Regions from separate parts of the Homo sapiens genome. Here region 1 is linked to region 2. A link is an interaction called in ENCODE POLR2A ChIA-PET data of the cell type or tissue named here. Cell type or tissue: MCF 10A. All regions are shown on one strand.

Region 1 (2,500 bases), 52 kb after region 2:
TAAACCAGTCTGGATGAAGCTTCAAGAATGGATGCTTCAGTGGCCACATTAGAAGACTAGAATTAAGGCAAATTGGATAATGTTTATTAGATATATGCTCTATTCGGTGATTAAGTATATAGTGCACACCCCAAGGTTTTTGTTTTGAATAGGTCAAGTGAATTTTTGTTAATCTTTCAATATAATTTCAAATTTACAGAGAAGTTACACAAATAATACAAATAAGTATTTACTATTAAAGAACTATTAACATTTTACCACAGTTGCTTTATTATTTTTTCTTTCTGTGTGTATTTCTTTCTGTAAATAGCCAACATAATGCCCCTTTACCCTTAAATACTTCAGTGCGTAAATGTTAAAATAAATACTTGACATGGATACAGTACTATTATCAAATCTGTAGACTTTATACAAATGTTGTCAATCATGTCATTTATAGAAAAAAAAATCGGATCACAAGTTACATGCAGTTGTTACACAAAAGAATTCAAAGTCTTAAACTAAGAAAGGAAGCAAAAACAAAAAAGGAAACAAAACAAAAATATCAAAAATACCAATAACACTACAATGCTGGAAAGGAAAAGGAAGCAAGCCTTCAGATAAACAGAAATTCAGACCATTCCATGACATGAATCACTGCAATTTAGTTTCATCCAAGTTAGGTCATGCTTTGCTTCTATTTTGAAGGGGAAAAAAAAAAAAAAAACACTTTACCCAGACTTAAACTTGATTTCCCAGATACAAGTTTGGTCTACTTTCTTTGATACAAAGATTTTCTGAAGCATACCTTTACGTTCAACCCATAAAAATGGCCTATCCTATTAATCAACATGAGAAAGAAAACATGCCATTCTGGCTTTTAAGACCATCTTCCTGAATTTTAGCTGACTTCGAAGCAATCATGTAAACTGATCTTTGACATAAAAATTCCAGTTACAGGAAATTCCAAATTAACTAAACAACTATAATAGTGTTATGATGTACTTTGGGCCAAGGTATCAGCTGCAGACTTCTCATAAAAAGAAAAAGGCACTCATTAGCCAAGCTAATAAAAATTACCACAAAGAAATTTGCTGGAGCAAAGAGAGGAATCAATATGAAATGCTATATAATGAATGTACGACAAATGCTCTCTCAACGGCACGTACTAGCACAAATGGGTTTTTGTTCTGTTAAACTTTTTAGAGACGAGGCCACTAAATGAGTCTGCTGCAGTACACACACAAAAAAGTTCTGTGCTGTGTGGTTAGCCAAGGGGATCAAGAAGCCCATTGTTAAGGTATTAGTAATAGGGTGGAACTCAGACACACAAGAATCCCAAAAGCAAAGTACATTCCGCAAACGCATGATCCTATTTCAGCCAAAGTCCACACTCTGAGGTTAATGAATTGGGAGGCCTCTGCATAAATCAAGACATCTGTCAGCACTTACAAATAATCACAGGGCCAAGGAACCCCTCATCCATCCCCTAAACACTCAGGCAGAGAAAGGACAGGCCAGGCAAGGAAAGTCATTCCTAAGGACCAGCCCAGAGGTGGCAAGAGTTGGCAAGGTTGTCTAAAGAGAAAGCTCTACACTTACAGCTCTGGAACAGTTAGGGTTTTGGAAGAGGAAAAACCACCGAACACAACCCATGCACAGAAAGATATTCTGCCCAAAGGAGGGCTACAACATCACTCGTTAAAACACGGGGCTTCGCTGGGCACGGTGGCTCACGCCTGTAATCCTAGCACTACTTTGGGAGGCTGAGGTGGGTGGATTAGTTGAGGTCAGGTGTTCACGTAATGAGGTCGGATTACTTGAGGCCAGATTACTTGATTACTTGAGGCCAGGTCAACCTGGCCAACATGGTGGAAACCTCGTCTCTACTAAAAATACAAAAAATTAGTCAGGCATGGTGGCAGGCACCTGTAATCCCAGCTACTCCGGAGGCTAAGGCAGGAGAATAGCTTGAACCTGGGAGGCGGAGGTTGCATTGAGCCGAGATCGCACCACTGCACTCCAGCCTGGGCGACAAAGCGAGACTCCGTCTCAAAAAAACAAAAAAAGAAAAAAAAAAAACACGAGGCCTCTTCTTTGGAAAGGCCATGGAGAGAAAGAGTATGCGGGGGTGGGGGGCGCGGGGCAGGAAATGATTATCTTGCAGTGGAATTAGCTGGTCCTAGTTTACCCTAAGCCAAAGCCCTCAGTAATCTCATCTATAAAATGAAGGGGTAGGAGACCAAGTTCTTTCCAGAGAAAAAGAAAACACACTTTGAAGTCCGAAAATTCCGTGCTCCACAATTTATTAACTGTGCAGTCTATGTCACTCTAGGCCTCAACATCTTCACCTGTAAAACTGCGATTCTACCTGCATCAATTAGGGTTAGATCTGACTGAGACTCGGGGCTTGCAAAAGAAGCATATTCCTCCCCCTCCCCACAAGGAAAATTCCAGAGGTTGCAGCTAGGATTTATGAGGTGGCTTTGATCCACAAAGTCCTCTGAGGCCAGATTTCTTC
Region 2 (2,500 bases):
GGGTTGAAAAACTATCGCATACCATGCTCAGTGCCTAGGTGACAGGATCATTCATACCTCAAACGTGAGCATCACTCAGTACACCCAGGTAACAAACCTGCCCGTGTACCTCCAAATCTAAAATAAAAGTTGAAAAAAAATTATCTGTAACCAACCACGCAACACCCTTTAAGAGAAATCCAGGCCGGGAGTGGTAGCTCACGCCTGTAATCCCAGCACTTTGGGAGGACGAGGTGGGCAGATCACCTGAGGTCAGGAGTTCAAGACCAGCCTGACCAATACGGCGAAACCCCGTCTCTACTAAAAAATATAAAAAATTAGCCAGGTGTGGTGGTGGGAGCCTGTAATCCCAGCTACTCGGGAGGCTGAGGCAAGAGAATCGCTTGAACCCGGGAGGTGGAGGTTGCAGTGAGCCAAGATCGCACCATTGCACTCCAGCCTGGGTGACAAGAGTGAAACTCCGTCTCAAAAAAAAAAAAAAAAAAAGAATCCAGCACTGTCTCCAGGAGGGAAATAATTAATGTACAATAAGTATGCATGTATTTATTTTGATACTGATCAAATTCTATCCAAAAGGCTATAGCACACAAACATGGATGCACTGATACTGGCTTCTACATTCTAGAACCCAAAATAAGTTAACATGCAGAAATCAATGTGCATATTTTGTACAGCTTCCTACTCACCTATTTCCCCAATTCTAAAGTCACGTAAAATGTTCCTTCTTGGTTTGTCTTCCTAATTGGGTGATTTGGCAAGTGTAGAGTGAGTGGCCACCCCACTGCCTCTAAAAACAGAGGAGTCAAGTGTAACAACAGGTTGGTTATAAGCATTATGATGCCTTTGTTCTCATGAGCAGTCAGAAGTAAAATATCTGACACCTTTTTTCATGCACCAAACCTCACTCTAAATTGACTCTTAGTCTTTTATCACCCACCCCCACAAATGATCATTTTCCACAGTCCATGGCTCACCAATGAGTAAGCTAATCAATACAGTAAAAATGTAAATGTTTGTTCCACTCAGTACTCTTAAATATTGGAGTGGACACTTTCAAAATCACCTTTCCCTGATAACATAAAAGCTCTCTAAATCCCTGATTAATTACTTCTCAGGCACCTGTTAATCTCCCTCGCTGTTTCCAATTAACAAAATCAAAACCAACAGGTTTTAACATTCTTGCCAAAAAGACCAATTGTGTTGATTCATCCACCTGGCCCTCTCCTGAAAATGGTTGCTTATCTCTGCTTTCCATCTTTAACTGTTTAATAAATGTTTTTATTGTAAGCCGGGACTCCTATTAAGATATGCAGACTAAATATATCTCTTTTGTTCTAATATTTAGATTTCAAAAAATCGATTTCAAGCCTCTCCAAAAGCATTTCTTCTAAATAATGTGAGGCTGTGCCTCCTTGCATTACTTTACTTCCCTTGTGCACATCAATAATGAGATTCCAGGAGGAGGTCAATAGGACACTGGAGAATAAGACAAGACAAAGTCGGTGTCACAGCCGGGGTTCAGCATCCCACCGGTGCCCACACTAGGCCCCACACAAGAAATTACACGACAGTTACAGCGTTCATGTGAGGTGGGGCCAAGGGCCTTGGCAAAGGAATTTCAGTGTCCAACTCCACTAGGAGTCCCAACCAAATGAGAAAGTAATTCAATCTTTACAGTCTTTATAGTGAAAAGCTATTAACGAGGTGTCTTTTGCTATGTTGTGAAAAATGAAAAGAATAAATCCTTACTGCTTGACTAGAGAAAAAAAGTACATTCAAGAGCCTCTGTTAATTTACATGATGGGTAGTTTAGCACACCTGGCTGCAGACAAGTGCAACCTATGCAAATAGGTAACCCCCAGCTGAAAGACTACAGACACCCAAACCTCCTACTCACAAGTATGCTTTGTTTTTATCAAGCAACCAGCTTTTGAGAGTCTCTCTGAACCTATTCTGGTTCTGGAGGCTGCCTGATTTAAAACACAAAAAGAGAAAAGAAACTAGCTGTTGAGATAGGAAGGAGCACCTTGGAAGGTACAAACTGATCTAGTATGCTGACAATCAATCAATCAATACCTCAAAACATGTAACCTTGACTGGACTAACGCACTCTTTTTTCCTCTTGGCTTCCAGTAGGATTACTGCACTAATTCCCAAGAGCTGCTGAAGTATGAGGCTGACTTTGCTCCTCGGTTTTGTTATCAGCCTTAGTTAAGGTGTTTGAGAGAAACAGATACTTAAAATGTGTGATTACAGTTTAAAACATCAAGGGACTCTGATTAAATCTTTAAGTGGTGCTAACAGCCTTAATAACTTTAATTTGTTAAATTTAGAAACTAAGTGAGGTTAATCAATGAATAAGTGAAACCATTTTTGACATGAAAATTACTACTTTATAAATAAAAATTTATCTACAAGTTGAGCTTAAAGTTCAAGAAATACTAGGTTTTAAAATTTACTATTTTAATAAACTAATAATTGAAAAAGAACAACTTACTAT

What was found. ChIA-PET counts read pairs that join two places held together with the same protein. Peaks named below come from ENCODE experiments on the same cell type or tissue, not always from the same donor. Only the 100,000 strongest peaks of a DNase experiment are listed, where the experiment ranks them.
Region 1: POLR2A ChIA-PET joins it to region 2 with 15 read pairs; 7 of 35 experiments call an interaction of 5 or more read pairs at or near these places.

The regions. Positions count from the first base shown.
Region 1 is chr3:31,967,822-31,970,321 of GRCh38, forward strand. The region is part of intron 1 of OSBPL10 (oxysterol binding protein like 10); the gene reads right to left. Among named protein-coding and RNA genes, the nearest start is that of OSBPL10, 12 kb to the right of the region's middle. In MCF 10A, no CTCF peak of the experiment used is centred here; a DNase peak (open chromatin) is centred at 1,320.
Region 2 is chr3:31,915,630-31,918,129 of GRCh38, forward strand. All of the region lies in intron 1 of OSBPL10 (oxysterol binding protein like 10), which reads right to left. Among named protein-coding and RNA genes, the nearest start is that of OSBPL10, 64 kb to the right of the region's middle. In MCF 10A, no CTCF peak of the experiment used is centred here; no DNase peak of the experiment used is centred here.